Regions from separate parts of the Homo sapiens genome. Here region 2 is linked to region 1. A link is an interaction called in ENCODE POLR2A ChIA-PET data of the cell type or tissue named here. Cell type or tissue: A673. All regions are shown on one strand. Each heading gives the region's core, and the rest is flanking DNA. Links, peaks and the distances in the headings are about the cores only. Region 1 overlaps EXT2 (exostosin glycosyltransferase 2). Region 2 overlaps ALX4 (ALX homeobox 4).

What was found. Peaks named below come from ENCODE experiments on the same cell type or tissue, not always from the same donor. Only the 100,000 strongest peaks of a DNase experiment are listed, where the experiment ranks them.
Region 2: POLR2A ChIA-PET joins it to region 1 with 7 read pairs; 3 of 35 experiments call an interaction of 5 or more read pairs at or near these places.

The regions. Positions count from the first base shown.
Region 1 is chr11:44,176,912-44,180,911 of GRCh38, forward strand. The region is part of intron 8 of EXT2 (exostosin glycosyltransferase 2); the gene reads left to right. Among named protein-coding and RNA genes, the nearest start is that of EXT2, 83 kb to the left of the region's middle. RefSeq lists an enhancer at 1,254-1,754. In A673, for the core only: a CTCF peak has its summit at 1,582; DNase peaks (open chromatin) are centred at 1,189, 1,730 and 2,510; H3K4me3 peaks cover 418 bases; H3K27ac peaks cover 4,000 bases.
Region 2 is chr11:44,271,117-44,284,390 of GRCh38, forward strand. It overlaps ALX4 (ALX homeobox 4), which reads right to left. Exons shown (of 4, transcript NM_021926.4): 2 at 4,232-4,542. Among named protein-coding and RNA genes, the nearest start is that of ALX4, 32 kb to the right of the region's middle. RefSeq lists an enhancer at 1-1,098 and a silencer at 6,442-6,759. In A673, for the core only: no CTCF peak of the experiment used is centred there; no DNase peak of the experiment used is centred there; H3K27ac peaks cover 774 bases.

The sequences.
Region 1 (4,000 bases), core at 1-4,000:
TAGTTTAATGTAAAAAAAAAAAAAAAAAGGCCTACGTGTGTCGATGATTATGACAGTGAGAGGTGGCCTTGCAGAGTATTCATGTCACTAGATGCTTTGTCACTCTTATCTGTAAAACTAGGGTGATGACATTATCCACGTTGCACCACACCCTCAGAACCTGAAAAAGTTTGACACAGTAAAACTTGGAAATAATGTTAAAGTAATACACCTGTCTAAACTGGAGAGATTGACCTTTTGTTTTGAAAGGAATTCTTTTTGAAAGGAATTTATCACCAAGTTAAGGTTCTTTATTAGGGGAAGTGTGCATGTTTTTATATTAATTTTCTTAGCTGTTCATGTTAAGGCTGCCTATATTTTTATGCCTTTTCAGTCTCTTCATGCTTTTATTTTTCTCTCCTTTTTGCAAATATCAGCAAAGCTTTGTCATCTCCCTAAATATCCTATATTACTTCTAACTTTTATGTCATTTCTGGTCTTGCCTCTTGGCAGACCTTCATCCGCACATCTGGGGCTAGCCTCTATAGCTAGGGTTCTCCTTGGACACCCTCCTCATTTTACTTCTGTTTCTCTGCCAGATGTGAACATATGTAGGAGGACAGAGACAGAGACAAGTGAGCTTCAAACAGTGAATTCATGTGTCACCAAAGCTATGTCCTCTCAGTGACAGCTTTTTAAAAACTAAATGTAATATAGTCTGAAAATTATGTAGAGTGGAGTGTTTTCCCATGTTATTTTTCTATGATGTGATTTAAAAGATTATACTGCATCTTATCAATGTTATAATTTTATTTACATTTTTGATAGATGGTTTTTTTTCCAAGTTTGCTATCATAGGTAACACTAATAAAGATACCCCAGATTTTTTTCCTTTCTGCATTTACTTTACCAGATTTAAAACAGAAAGAGAAGAGAGTAGGGGTTCTTATGGCCATTGACAAAAATTGATGAGAAAAATGGGGAAGCATCTTAAAATGAATTATTATACCCAGAATAAGAATGAGGTTGAAAAACAAGAGCTTTTTCTATGAAATCTAGCCAGAGTGGCAACTTCACTGCAATCAAAGCCTCAGATGAGGATTAGATACTTCCCTGGACTTCCTCTAAGCCTCAGTCTAGCTCTAGTTTTTGAAGATAGAAAGGGCAAGGGATCAGCCAGATGAGAGTATTGCATAAGAGCACTTGATTGGCAAGAATCACCCAGGGGGATCAGAAATCACAGCTGTGGGCAAAATGTGGTAGAGTGTGCCATGGGGCAGTGGTTCTCAATCTTTAGTAGGCATCAGAATACAGAGTGCTGCCACTCCACCCTGAGATTCAGATTGGGTAGGTCTGGGGTAGGAACCTAGAATTCGCATTTCTAGCAAGTTCTCAAGTGTTGGATATTGATGCTGCTGGTCCAGGGACCATATTTTGATGTGGGATTTCATTCACTGTGAGTGTCCTAACTCACTCCCTGGAGAAGGCTCTTCCTTTCTCCTCATCCATTTCCTCCTCTTAACCCTGCGGGGCTTGGATTAGAGGCATCCAGAGGCTGGGTTCAGACTAAATCTGTCTCAGCTACATGAAAAACTCAGGGCTGCCTATACTTAGATGTCCAGACGGTGGCCCTCACTCACAAAGGTTGTGGTTGTACAAGCAGCTGAAAATATCACTCAGCTATAAACACTAACAAGCAATAAATCACTCTGCAAGCTGAAGAAGCACTAGCTCGGATGTATGAAGCAGAACTCTAAGTTGAAAAGATACCAGGTTAACAGTCTGTGTAACTCAACTCAGCACCCTGTAAGTTGTGGAATGTTTCTCTGGAATTTGAAAGCCTACCCTGCCCCCCAGGAGGCCTTCTTGGCTTATTCTCTCCATCTTCCTCCTACTGCCTAGATATGATTAAAAAAAAAAAATGTATGGAATTTAGAAATTTTAGCTTGAATTTAAGGTAAGTTTAAGCTTTTTGAAGTCTATTGTTTTTATAGGTATCACATTTATAGGATCACATTTGCACAAGTGATCCAGTATGCTACCCTAAATTCCAGACCTTTCCTTGAGTAGTACCTTTTACTTCTTTGGAAGTGAGCTAGAAAGTCTCAGGATGTCAGCAGCCAGGGAATAAGGAAAGCTGAACTGGGTCTGCAGATGGAGAGATGCAGAAAGACACAGAGAGCTTGATCTGGGGCCCCAAGCAAAGAACTTGGCCAATTCTGATGGTCAGATAGAAAATGGTAAAGAAAATGAAAATCACAAGCCAGATCCAGATGGGGAGGATAGATAAAGAATATGAAAAGACGGACTCGAGGATATTGCTAAGATGATCTTGTCAATCAGAAGAGCATACTAGAGCTTTTGTAGCAGAGATAAACTAATGTGCCTGTGTAACACACATCTGCGTGGCAGCCCCAGTGGTGGTGCTGGATGAATGAATCTACACACATTGTTTCCTTAGATGCAGTCCTGCCTTCATTGCTTACTTAGAGTTCACTTTTATGGCTCTAGCTTTCATGAATCAAAACCTGACTGCTTCCTTACATCACACAGCTTGTGGGAGGGCAGTGAGTAGAATAGTTTTTCAGAGTCCGTGGGAGCTTGATCTGGCAGCAGATTAATTAAGAACATACTGAATGTTTTGGCAAAGTAATCTTTCATGTACCAACTATCACTTATATTAGCACATCAAATTCCCTTTCCCCTTTTTTCAGGGGCCATTGTAATTCTCCCTTGAGGTCTGCTTAAATGATTCAATAATAGAACTTACCAGGGAAATGTGATAATTAAGTATTATAACCTCAAGATAATGAATTTTGTTTCCGTTTCTAATATTCTGTCCTTTTTATGTGTCTCCCAATTGATTAATATTTGAGTATAATTTTCTAATAAATGGGTCATTACAGCTGCAGATTAGGAAACTTTACACACTGCTTCAATGAGAGGTTGATTCTTGACTTTTGTGTCTCCCAATTGATTAATGTGTCTCCCAATTGATTAATTTTTTATGTGTCTCCCAATTGATTAATATTTGAGTGTAAATTTCTAATAAATGGGTCATTACAGCTGCAGGTTAGAAAACTTTACACATTGCTTCAACCAGAGGTTGATTCTTGACTTTTGGCTCTCCCTTTTTTTTCCCTCAGCTATATTTCTTGGTTTTGTGTTTTAGAAAATAGTGCGGCTTAAAAATTCAAGTAAAAGAAACCATAGAATGAAAATTAGGGCCTGTTTTCAAGGAGTAACTGCTTTTAACTCTAACTTTTCTCTGATACTTTCTTCCTATTTCCCCATTAATGCTGTTTTTAAATTTCTTACTCAGAAACCTCTTTTTACTTCAAGTTAGCACTTTTTCTCCTGTTGTTTCTACTTCCCCTATACACTCCTCCTGTTCCATCTTACCGTTATGACTGTGTCATCATTTTTCATTAAAGTGGTATTTATTATATGCATTATTAGAGCTGTATAAATGTTGTTTTCAACTGAACAAAGTTGTAAACAAGGATTTTGTTTTCTTTCTTGTACAGCTTTCTATTTTCCAGAGAGCTAATAAATGCCTGTTGTTTTTTCCCGCAGTTTTCCATGTTCCTATCACTAATTTAATTTTCCTGGATTCCCAAACAAAATAATAAAATGATCAAGCACAAGTGAAGTCCAGGATTTTTGTTTCTTTCTGGAGTCATCTCTCCTGTAGCCCCTCTCTTCGGTTCCAGTCTGCAGTGATTGCTCTCCAGGTCTCCTGTGCAGTGGTCATCCTGATTCTCAGTTCACTGTGACACTCTGAATTCCCTTTGTGTCTCTGCTCTGTTGGATTTTTTATTTCCATATTGTAACATCTTTCTCTGTTTTGGTTTTTTTCCAAAAGCTTCTTAAGAAATGGATGAAGGGAGATACATTTTCTGTCACCTTACATGTCCTAAAGTTATTCTGGCTGGGCGCGGTGGCTCACACCTGTAATCCCAGCACTGTGGGAGGCCGAGGCGGGCGGATCACCTGAGGTCAGGAGTTCAAGACCAGCCTG
Region 2 (13,274 bases), core at 3,824-7,823, 98 kb after region 1:
CACAGCAGAGGCAGGCAGGGGGTTCCATCACCACCCCCTTACCCCCCCAGGGCACTGCCAGGCTTAGGGCTCAACCCAGAGGTCTGACGCACATGAAGATCCCACCCACCCTGCTGCCTTTATACAAAGAAAAGCCTCTGAACAATCTGGCATGTGTCCTTGTACAGCAAACTAAAGTCAAAGAAGCACTAGGCTGCGACTCAGGAGTCCCGGATTCCAGTCGCAGTGCTGCTACTGAGTGGCTGCTGTTAACTTCAGGTTATGACTTCCCACCTATGGGCCTCTTCTTCCTCGTCTATCAAATGGGAAGATGGGGTGATCATTTCCAGCACTACCGTTCTATAGTTCTGTGGTCCTCCCACTAGGTGATAAGATATGCAGCACGTCAGAGTTTCCCTTTCTGCCTTGGCTGCCAGGAAGCTCCAAGTTGAAGTTTGTGCTCAATGGCAACCATGAACCTTAGCCTAAATTTTTTTTTACCACATTACCTCTGCATTTCATGCCATTGTTCTTGTTTTTAGATTGAACAAATAAATCTTTAATTGTAAGCTACCTCAACTCCATTTTGGAAGTAGGTATAAGTGTGTGTGTGTGCGCGCGCATGTGTGTGTGCAGAGAACACTCTGTTTTAGTTGTATGGTGGCAACTGAAAAATGCTCTGTGCGCCTTTGTTTTCATGTTTTGTACTCAAGGCGTCATTCTTCTTTCAGTACTTAGTGAATTCTACTCCCGGGCACTCCCATATATTTGTTAGGAAGCATGCATGCAACCCACATATGCAAACACAAATGTACACACATACTGCACAGAAAAGGAACAGGTTTATCCCACACCAACACAGCACCTACAGGGCTGTCCCATAACCAGCTATGCCCCTTTCTCTACCTACACCTGTGGGTCCTCCCCAATCCATTTGCTGGAGATCAGGCTAGATGCTAGGATTCCTGTCCAAACTCAGGCATGTAAGGTCATGTGAGTGGCTGGTTGTCCAAATTCAAGTGAGATCTGGGTGTGTGAGGGCTTCTGGATTCACAGGAAAGCCCCAGCTGCCCTGTCATCCTTCATCAAACATTCATTAGGCACTGGAGGGGAATAAAATGGCAGTCTTGCCAGGTGCAGTGGCTCATGCCTGTAATCCCAGCACTTTGGGAGGCTGAGGTGGTGGATCACCTGAGGTCAGGAGTTGAAGACCAGCCAACCAACATGGTGAAACCCCATCTCTATTAAATATACAAAAATTAGCCGGGTGTGGTGGTGCACACCTGTAATCCCAGCTACTCAGGAGGCTGAGGCAGGAGAATCGCTTGAACCCGGGAGGCAGAGGTTGCAGTGAGCCAAGATTGCACCACTGCACTCCAGCCTGGGCGACAGAACAAGACTCTGTCTAAAAAAAAAAAAGGCAGTCTGGGCTGGGCATGGTGGCTCACGCCTGTAATCTCAGCACTTTGGGAGACCAAAGCAGGTGCACCACTTGAGGTCATGAGTTCAAGACCAACCTGGCCAACATGGTGAAACCTCCATCTCTACCAAAAAATAAAAAAAATTAGCTGGGTGTAGTGGTGCATGCCTGTAGTCACAGCTACTTGGGAGGCTGAGGCATGAGAATCGCTTGAACCCAGGAGGTGGAGGCCGCAGTGAGCCAAGATCACACCACTGCACTCCAACCTGGGTGACACAGTGAGATCCTGTCTCAAAAAATAAAAAAATAAAAAAAAAATGGCAGGCTGCCCTCAGGGAACTTACAGCAACTCAACCGTGCAGCTCTTCAGCATCACTTCTGGTAGCTGCAGTTTCTGAACAGCTACATATTTACTGATAACCACTAGTCCTTTTCCACATTAGCCATTTTGGAAAAAAAGTTTGTAGACTCTATTAGAGATGCCTCTGCCTTCTTAAACAGAAAATGGTTGTAACTGATGAATCTTTTACTGATGCCTTAGAACAATGCTGCTGAAGATGCTTTCATGAGTTAATTCAAGAGTCCCTGGGGCCTGCTGAGGATTGCAGGGTTGGGGCATCTCTGTCCTAACATTGAAGGGCTCAGCCCACTGAGCTGCATGGCGCTTTGCTGATTAAAAAAAAAAAAAAAAAAAAGATTTCTCTTTGTTCTGAAGCTATTGATTTTTCTGGCCCACTGGAGAGGGAAAAACTGCTATGTGGCAACGTTTTATTTGCTATTTCCAACATGCTTTGGGTTGGAAAAGCGGACTGATTATGACATTTATTTTGTGTTAAATTGAAACTTAAACTTGAGTGTGTGAATTTTGTCACCTGTATTTTGGCTACTCATGGGTCTTTTCTTTCTTTCTGATCCTTTCTTTGCTGTGAATTCATGCTGGTCGGGGCAGATACAGCTCTCTGGACAAGGGTTGATTGATCCACGGATACTTATTTTTTAGACTTGATGCTCTGCGTTTGGCTTTCTCTAATTGGTGGGAATACAGTGATGAACAATCAGTGCTTGATCTCAAGGAAATCACAGTTTAGTAGGAGGGGACAAACAAGTAAAATAACGTAAGCCAGTCAACAATCCTGTAAAGAAGACAAAATAGGAGTTGGGCACAGTGTCTCATGCCTATAATCCCAGCAGTATGGGAGGCTGAGGTGAGGGATTACTTGAGGCCAGGAGTTTGAGACCAACATGGACAACAAAGCAAGACCCCATCTCTACAAAAAATAAAAAAACTTATCCCAGGCGTGGTGGTGTATGCCTGTGGTCCCAGCTACTCAGGAAACTGAGGCGGGAGGATCCATTGAGCCCACGAAGTTAAGGCTACAGTGAGCCATGATCACACCACTGTACTCCACGCTGGGTGACAGAGAGAGACCCAGTCTCTTTAAAAAAAATAAACAAAAATACCCAAAAGATAAAATGGGCCCAGGCATGGTGGCTCATGCCTATAATTCTAGCACTTTGGGAGGTTGAGGTGGGATGATCACTTTAGCCTAGGAGTTTGAGGCTGCAGTGAGCTATAATCATCTTATTGCACTCCAGCCTGGGTGATAGAATGAGACCCTGTCTCTAAAAAGAAAACAAAAAAAATTTAAAAAATTTTTAAGAAGATAAAATAGGACAGTGTAACAAAAGGTGAGCTGGTTTGCTTCTGTTGTGTTGGGTTGGGTTGAGTTCTATTGGGTTGTGTTGAGTGGGTTGAGTGTGTCAGGTTCCATTGTGTTGTGTTGTGTTAGGTTGAGTTCTGTTGGAATGTGTTATATTGGGTTGTGTTGTGTTGGAAGGGGCTGCATTAGGTTTAGTATGTTGAGTTCCATTGTGTTGTGTTGGGTTGAGTTGAGTTCTATTGGGTTGTGTTGTGTTGGGTTGGGTTGAGTTCTATTCGGTTGCACTGAGTTGAGTTGAGTGTGTCAGGTTCCATTGTGTTGTGTTGTGTTAGGTTGAGTTCCATTGGAATGTGTTATATTGGGTTGTGTTGTGTTGGAATGGGTTGAGTTGGGTTGAGTGTGTTCAGTTCCATTGTGTTGTGCTGGGTTGAGTTGAGTTCTATTGGGTTGTGTTGTGTTGGGTTGCACTGAGTTGGGTTGAGTGTGTTGAGTTCCACTGTGTTGTGTTGTGTTGAGTTGAGTTCTATTGGGTTGTGTTCTGTTGGGTTGCAATGAGTTGGGTTGAGTGTTGGGTTCCACTGTATTGTACTGGGTTGGGTGTTTTGGTTGTTGGCTGGTAATAGGGGGGCTACTGCTTTAGCCACAGTGGTCAGGAAGACTTCTCAGAGGAGGTATGAGTTGGGACTTGAAAAATGGAGGGGGATGCAGCCATCTAGGCAGAAGGAAGAGCTAAACTGTTCTCTGTTTCTGCCCACTGGGATGCTGTGGACATTGTCTTCATGTTTGTCCTGTTTCCTGTCTAAGAGATAGGCCTTCTAGAGCAGGGACAAGTAACCCTTCTCTGTGTGAAAGAGCCAGGACTCTTACACTGTGTAAAGCCCAGAAACAGCCAGCAGCAGCCTTCCTGCCCCTCTGCTGGAGGCCCTCCTTCCTTTGCAACCCCCCACCACAGTGCAGAAGCCCAATATTAAAGAGGATAAAAGCAGAGTCGCTCTAGTTGGGACAGGGGCATGAGGGGCAGGCTAGGAGCCCCCACTTTCAGGTTCTCAATGAACTGAGGAAAGGAAAGCCATGGTGTGGTTGGTGGGCAGTCAGGAGACCCCAACTGCAGCCAAGAGCCCAGGGACAGGCTCTGCTTTACCAGCCTCACTCCCAGGTGGCCCTCACTGACCTGCACGCGGGCCTCAGTGAGGTCTGTCCTCATGGCCAGCTGTTCCCGCGCATACACGTCTGGGTAGTGGGTCTTCTGGAAGACCTTCTCCAGCTCCTCCAGCTGGTAGCTGGTGAAGGTGGTCCGGTTCCGCCGCTTCTTGCCCTTGTTGCTCTCTGAGTCGGCCTTCTCCAATGGGCTGGGGAGGTCTGAGCTGGCCCGGTCCTGGGGCCCCTTCACCCCAGCCTCCTTGACACTCAGGTAGCTGCTGTCCATCCCCACAGTGTCAGAGTCAGGGGGTAACTCTGGCTCACCCAGGGAGCTCTCTTTAGCTGAGGGAGGAGGAAACAAAGTCAGAAACCAATGGTTGAACCAAACAAGAGAAGGGGAATGTCAGGGGGAGAGTGGGGCACTCGGGTAGCCACCCCCTGCCTTTTTCCTCTTAGAGCTCATTGGATGCGAGGTCCGGAGACTTGGCTTCTAATTCTGGCTTGCCATTAACTTGCTGTGTGACCTTGGGCAAATCTCTTCCCCAATCTGAGCCTCTTCACCATCATCTTAGACTAGGTCCCTTCCAGCAACAATGTTATGTGAACCTAAGGCAGCCAATCTGACCTCTGTGACCTTTAATCCCCACCTCACTGACCCTGAGCTCCTCTCTCTAGAGGGATTCCCTGCATCAGGACTTTTCTGGGGCCCGAGAATTCTGACCCCAGTGCCATGGCCTCCCTGGGTGGAAGGGAAACTCATTCAGCAGCCATGTCTGGCCCAGTGGGGCTTGGGGTGAGGAGGACCCAGGATTGAGGCAGACAGGAGTGCCCCTCCTTTCCTGGCCTAGTCCCACCAGGAGTTCAGCAGGAGCTGTGGAGACTCTGCCCCAAGAGTCCAGTGCTGAGGAGTCAACACCTCCTTCCCTGCCCCCCAACCCTGCACACTGGTCTCACCTATTGTTCAAGAGAAGGGTCTTTCTTCCTTGGGGGTGCATGGGATTGAGGCATGGGCCACATTTCCTGTTACAAGCAGCTCCTGCCCACTGTTTACTGAGGCTGCCCGGGCACCTTCATCCCCAGCACGCTGACCCCGGGCCTGGGTGGGTGTACATGAGCACAGCTCCCAGCCACTGCGTCTGGCAGATGGACCCCCCACCCACCGGCACATTCCTAGCTCAGGACTGCAAGGACGAGTCAACCCATACACATCAAGAAAGAAGAGGTGGAGGCTGGGGTGGGAGAGTGAGGCAAGAAGCCACTTTACCACCACACAGCCTGGTGAGCTTCCTAGGCAGACACACTCACCTCCTGGCAGAGGGTTTGGGACAACAGTCCCTACCTTTTTGGCACCAGGGACTGGTTTTGTGGAAGATAATTTTTTCCATGGGTGGAGAAGGTTGTGGTGGGGCATGGTTTGGGGATGAAACTGTTCCACCTCAAATCATCAGGCATCAGATTCTCTTAAGGAGCACGCAACCTAGATCCCTCACATGCATGGTTCACAGTAGGATTCACGCCTCTGTGAGAATCTAATGGCACCGCTGATCTGACAGGAGCCAGAACTTGCAGTAATGCTTGCTCACCTGCCGCTCACCTCCTGTGTGCGGCCCGGTTACTAACAGGCCATGGATCGGTACTGGTCCACAGCCTGGGGGCTAAGGACCCCTGGTTTAGGTCATGGACTCTTGATAGCCCCGCCATGAATCCTATGGCCATGACTCCCCAGCTGTGTGCTCAGGAGAGCTTACCTACCCGCTATGTGCCTCAGTTTCCCCCTCTATAAAATGGGGATGAAGATACTTCTAGGATCTTCCTCATAGGGTAGCTGTGGGAAATAAAGAGGCTAGTGTGCTAGCTATGTAGTTTTGCCATTATTGATATTCACATTTCTAGTCTGGACTTGCAAACCCACAGACCCTGTGAACATTAGAGGACTCCGACCCTGGAGAAGTCCTCCAAGCATGCAGGCCCTTGGGCACAGGAGCATGTGCAGGGCGTGCACAGATGCCTAGGGAAGGGCAGCCAACTGGGTGTCTGCAGATGTGGGTGTGAACTCCTCGAGAACTGTATTCCTTGTCTGTAACTTGGGGAAAAGGAACTTGTTGAGTGAAAGAACAAACACAATTAATAAGACGTTTGGGGAGCATTTGACACGACCTTTCACGTGCACGAGCTTTGATCATCACAACAAGCACGTGTGGTAGGTGTGAGCATCAGCCACTCTGACCCGCGGTTTCTTCTTCTGGAAATAGGTCCAAGCGATGGGCATTAAGTGTCAGAATGATGCCTCTAGTCCAGGTCTTCTGACTCCATCCAGATCCTGAGGGCTGAAGCTTCAGACTCGTCTCATTCCTGGCTTTCTGTGCACACTGGGGAAGCTGAGAGGGACATTTGGCCTGTGGCATTCTCGCCTCCCTCTCCAAGGCATCAAGGAAAGGGCATAGAGGTGAGTGCCCAGAGTAGGCCTGAAAGCAGCTTCAGGAGGCTGCTCCTGAGGGCCACTGGCAGTGCAGACGCCATGGGGGTGCACGACCGGCCCAGCGGCATCACGCATGACACCTGTGTGAGCCCAGGCACATGCAGACAGCCATGGCTTCAGTGACAACATTCTGCAAACTGCAGCTGGCAGCTGGGCCAAGAGCTTTCAGCAAAGATATTTATCTTCCTGGCAGACAAATACATTTTATGTTTTAGGTTTTTTTTTTTTTTTTTTAGAAACCCCACCCAGCCTCACAAAAATAACCATCCCTGTTTTGCAACTTCCTGGAAGCCAGATGAGGGGCTGAGGGAGGTGAGCACTGAGCCCTGAGCTCTGATCCCCAGGCCCCATCTCACAGCCCCATAGACGCTTGCTGGGGATTGGGACCACCCTGCACAGCAATGGGAGCTCCATGTTACAGGAACTGAGAGTTGGTATGGACCAGCCTGAACTCCTAGTTTTAACTGGGGGGAAACTGAGGCCAGAGAGAGAAGGGAACATGCCCCAATTCCGGACAGAGCACAGCCTCTCAGCTCCTGGCCTGCCCTCTACTCCCTCCCCTGCGGTCTTAGGCCTTATTCCCAGGGAGAGAGGTAGGGGCAGAAGGAACCCAGGGGCCTCATATGACCAAGGCGTCCTGCTCTGTCCATCTTGTGGGGGGCAGGACCAGCCCTTGAGGATGAGGGAGTGAGGATGCGGCCTGGGGGCAGCCTCTCAGCACTGAGCCAGCTCTTGGCCTTTCAGGGGAAGTGGCAGAAGGTCCAGTCTTCATGGTGACAAGTAAGGGTCCAGTTTTGCCCACCTCCAGCTGCCCACTGAGACCAAGTGAGCAGGCAGAGATAGAGGTGGCACAGGGTGTGCGAAGACCACCAGGCCAAGAGTTGGGAGCCCTGGCCTCGGCCCCCGCTCTTCTCAGGACTTCAGATGACCCATTTCATCTCTGGAGTCTCACCTACAAATAGGGAGAGCGGGGTAGTTGAGGGTCCCTCCTCCCTTGCTCACCAGCAGCCAGGACTGTCCCTGAGGACCTGGGGAGGGGAGGAGAGGGGGAGGGTGTGCCTGTGTCAGAGATGGAAGGAATTCAGGGGAGCGCTGCTCCTGGTTCCTCAAGGAAGAAGGAAGCAAGCCTTCTAACCTGTCTTGAGTCAGCTTGCTTTAAATTCTGAGGCTGGGTTCCTCATTTAGACAACAAAGAAAAATTCCCTGAAGTTCTGCAGCTCCACTCAACTGGTCAGAATAACAAGCACAGCCCTCTCAGAGTCTGAGTCCTAAGACCCCAAGCTCAGGCTGTCTATGTCCACCTCTCGCCACCCTGCAGCATCTCCACCTGGCGCTGGTTCCAGTCTAGGGTAGCAGGGAGCTCACTGCCCCCAGGACAGCAGAACTACTCATCTTTAGACCCAGCCCATGTCTGTCTCCTGTAGGTCTGGTTCACTGATTCCAGTTCTAACCCCCCAGCGCCCTTCCCCATGACAGCCCTGTCCCTGCGGACATTGGGAGGCTACTGCCACCCCTCTGAGTCTCCCTTCCTTCTGCAGTTCCCACTGCTGTTCCTCGGGTGGCCCTGAGTTTCTCCGGCCTGTGTGAGACAGAGGGTGGCAGGGATGATATGAGGAGTGGGGCTGGGCCCTGGGCAAAGCCAGCAGATTGCTCTCCAGGGAGATGACCCCGGGCTGGCTGGAGTGTCAGCATGGTAGCTGAAGGCCTGGGTGCTGGTCAGATCTGACTCCCCGCAAGGTGCCCTCCTCAGCAAGACGGCTGCTGAAAATAGAAGTCCCATGGCTCAGGCTGACTGCTCCTGACCAAAGGAAACCACTGACCTTGGTCCCCCAAGTCCCCATCTCGGGCCCCTGCCTGGCATGTTCCTCCTTCCAGCTGACCTCCAAGATCCAATGCTCCTCCAGGAAGCCCTCCCAGATTGTGACTGTTTTCCATCCTCTGCTCACCCTCTCCACTGACTGCCTATGTTTGCTGACTCGTAATCTCATCAAGCCCCGAATGTCCAGCTCCTCCTATAGAATGTCAGTTCCCCAGGGGCTGGGACCTCATGCCGTTTGTCCCTTCTCAGCCTGAGGCTCAGCACAGGATAGGTCAGGTGGCAGAGATGCAGTAAGAGGTTGCTGAGGAATAAATGAACAATTTCTAACTAACAAACATCACTGAGCTCTCGCTCTGTCCAGGTATCTGTGTGCACCTTTGGTGAGCCGATGTTCTATAGAGCATGTGCAGAAAATGTCTCTCGAGTAAATGAACCAACCGCCTCATCCTCCTACCCACTGGGGAGAAAGTCGGGTGGGATACATTGAAAAAGGGCACGCAATGACGAATGCCACCATTCAAGGCTGACAGCACAAACAGCAAAGGTCACTGCGGGAGACAGGAGAGAAGAAAGACCCAGACAGACCTTGAGCGATGTCTCCATGCAGAGAGCAAGGGACAGAAGGAGAAGCAGAGACGGGCTTCATAGGGGCGGCTCCAGAATTGAAACCAAGGTCCAGAAACCCAGTCCAGGATCTGCCAGGAACTGGCTCCACACCCACCCTGCCACCACACTGGGGTAGAGAAGACCGCCAGGGAGCTCTCAGTTTGCCTGGATGCTGGGCAAGCCTTCTTCAGAGCCTTGGGGCACCTCGTGCTGGCATAAGGCTGAGCAGCAACAGCGCCCAGCGTGGGTCCAGGCCACCCGCCAGGGGTTGGACTTCTCACATCCTCCCTGGAGCAGCTCCTTGTGGACCCGGAAAGGCTCTATGCTGATGCCCCTCCCATGATGAGTTTGTCCCAGGGCTGAGGCTATGGGGTCCAAGACAATGTAGTCCCAATCTGCAGCTTCCCAGTCTTGATCTGGAAGTAAACCCCTGACTACTTAGAGCCATCAATCAAGTAGTGAACCTACATCACTGAGAGCAATGCCTGCTCCACGGAGGGTGTTGTGCACGCAGTGTGGCCATCATGGTATCCAGTGCTCTTCAAACAATCCTAGGTCAGCATTATTGCCATAGACTGCTTTTGATGAAGTGGGAAGCATTCAGTTCAAGGTTGTATTCTCAATCGGGAGCCACTGAGCCCTTCAACCTCTGCTGGAACTCCCCCTGGGGGGACCCCCGTACCACTGGGAGCTGTCGTTTCTAGTGCTGGGAACCCCTGGCTGTTGGATTTCAGCTGGAGAAATGCATGAAGTGGAAAGCCTTGCTTCGTTCCCTTAACCTCTACCCATCTGTCCTGGTTCAACCCAATGGCATCACTCTAATCTAGTTTTACCTTTTTAAAACAGGAAAACCCTTGAGAGGTTTCCAAAGGTGACTGATTTTTCTTTTTTCTTTCTTTCTTTTTTTTTTTGGCCGTGATTTAAAGAATGACCTTCTAGAGCCATTTTAGGGAGAGGGTGCTGGTAGCATCTGTATGTACAGATGTACACCCGAGGGCCTGTGGCACAAGTCTGCCATTGTGAGTGGGTGTGGGGAACATATGTGTAGTTGCTTGTGGATAGGTTTGTGGAGTGTGCATGCTTGTGTGGTCAAGCGCAGGCACACAAGTGGGATGTGTGTCCCCGTGGGCAGTTGTGTGTGGGTGCAGATCCGCGTGGGTGGGTGTGGACATGGGTGGTGTGGGCCTGTGTGGAGCCGTGCACAGGCCCATGCATATGGCGCTAAGGGGTCTCAGTCATTTTATCCTCCATGGTTTTGATTACATCTATTTTTCCTCCAAACATCTGCTTTGTGGGGGACATGCCGCTTGCTCTGTTCTCGGGTGAGCTGGCCCCACACACCCTGTGGCGGAGTGCACACACCGATGTAATCTCCTTAAAAAAAACAGGCCAGCATGAGGCCCTTTCATGCTATTGAAAGGGCACTGACTAAACCCACTGCTGTCCAAACGGTCCTGTGGGGGTGAGGGCGGAGGTTAAAGTTTAGCCATTGATCACGTCCCCACCCCACCTCATCTGACACTGGGGTCTGTCCAGAGCTCAACTTGAATGTCCCTAATTTAGCTCCAGTCCCAATAAATAATGCCAAAGGGGTAGTAGTGACTGGGCTTAGATTTCAGCACACATGCACGGGGCACAGCTGTTTGCAGAGACAGACAGTGTCCCGGCCCTCAAGGGGCTGCCAATCTTCAGCAGAGGGTGGGGTGGAAATGGCAGTCCTCAGGCTAGCCAGTGGCACAGGCCATCCTGCTCACCCACAGCCACCAACCCAAGCCCTGAAATGCTCTCGAAATAAGGAAAGTCTGAGAAACTGCCCCAGACTAGAGGAGGCCAAGGAACCATGAGGACTAAGTGTAATCAATGTGTTCTGGGGGGAATGCTGGAACAGTAAAAGGACATTGGGGGAAGCCAGTGAAATCTGAATAAAGTGTGGAGTGTAGTTAATAGTAATATTTAACAAAAAGTGGGCAAAATATTCTAGCAGACACTTCACCCAAGAAGATCTACAGGGAGCAAATAAGCATGAAATATGCTCAACCTCATTACCCACTATGGAAATGCAAATTAAAAGCACAATGAGATACCACTATGTGCCTATCACAGTGGGAATAAGACCTGATGATGCCAAGTTACGGCGATGTATGGAGCACCCGGAACTCCCATCCATCACAGTGCAAACACTTGGGCGGTGTCTTATCTAGTTAAACTAACACTGACCTCATGACCCAGCAATCCCACTCCTAGGTATTTACCCTACAGAAATAATGACTTATTTTAAGAGGAGAGGAACCCAAACCCATAGGCAAATGTCTGCAGCAGCTCTATTCAGAATCACCCCGAAATGGAGACACCCCCAAGTGTCCTTTGACAGGGGAATGGAGACGCAAGCTGTGGTCTATCCAGGCCATGGATCGACTCCACAGTGAAAAGAAAGAACTGTTGACAATGACATGGATGAATCTGAAAGGTGGCCTTAGGGTCTGTAAACAAAGCCAGTCTCAAATTTACATGAAGTGCAACTGCACTCAGCTAGCACATGAATTCTGGGAAAGGCAAAACTACGGGGACTCTAGGCAACAGATCACTGGTTGCCAGGTGTAGGAGGAGGGGGAAGGTTTGTTTACAAAGGGCTTGCACTGGTGTGATGGAACTATTCTGTATCCTGACTGTGGCAGTGAATACATGAATCTATACATGAGTGTGTTAAAACTCATAAAAGTATATACCAAAAAGTTTTTTACAGCTGGGCGTGGTGGCTTGCGCCTGTAATCTTAGCACTTTGAGAGGCAGAGGCGGATGGTGGATCACCTGAGGTCAGGAGTTTGAGACCAGCCTGGCCAACACGGTGAAACCCCATCTCTACTAAAAATACAAAAATTCGTCGGGCATGGTGGCAGCCACCTATAATCCCAGCTACTTGGGAGGGTGAGGCAGGAGAATCGCTTGAACACGGGAGGTGCAGATTACACTGAACTGAGATCATGCCATTGCACTTTAGCCTGGGCAACAAGAGCAAAACTCCATCTCAAAAAAAAAAAAAAAAAATTTACAGCATGTTGTTTTCAAATTTTAAAAAATGTAACTAAAAAGAAAATACAAAATTGTGTTCATATATATAAAACAAAAACTAAATTAAAAGTTTATATGCCTTCACCCAGAAATCTCACTTCTAGGAATTTACTCAATAAATGATGGTAAGCATTCACTAGAGAGAACGTTCATCATGTCATAGTTTAATATGTAGGAAAACCGACAGTAATCAAAATATTCAACAATAGGGGATTGGTTAAATAAAGGATGATATTTCCATAAATGGAAGATCCTTCCTGATAGTCTTTATTCTGCACGTTGTTTCTTTTTTTGAGACAGAGTCTCGCTTTGCCACCCAGGCTGGAGTGCAGTGGTTCGATCTCGGCTCACTGCAACCTCACCTCCTAGATTCAAACGATTGTCGGACCTCGGCCTCCTGAGTAGCCAGGACTACAGGCATGGGCCACCACACCCCGCTCATTTTTGTATTTTTAGTAGAGACGGGGTTTCCTCATGTTGCCCAGGCTGGTCTTGAACTCCTGGCCTCAAATGATCCACCCGTCTTGGTCTCCCAAAGTGCTGGGATTACAGGCATGGACCACCGCGCCAATATTAGGTATTTATTTGTTCTTCTGTTTTCCCCTTGTTTATTGTCTCTCTCTCTCTCCCTCCCATGGAGCAGGGAATATATCTGAACATGTGTGCTTTGTTTACCCTGCTGTGTAACACCTAGTATCATAGCTGGCATGCAGTAGATGCTCAGTAAACATTTGATGAACAAATGAATGAGATGATGCTAAGAAAGGATAGCGTTTTAACACATGCAAAGATGTTCAATTTATATCAAATAAATCTCATTTTGATCAAAAAGAGGAAGGGAGTGGAGCATTTGTCCTCAGAAAATACTACAAGTTTCCAGAAGTGGCAATATGGGTCTATGGGTTAATTTTGTTTCTTTTCTTTTTTTGGGGGGCGGGGCGGGGCTGGTCTGAATTAATTTTCTATTTGTTTTCCCAGGAACAGGTTGAAATATCTGAAAGCAGTGATTAGAATCCTGGATGGTGCATGCTCTGAGAGCGGGCTGGGCTCTGTGCTGTGGGATTATGGGAAGCAAGAGACAAGCACCACTTGGAGAGACTC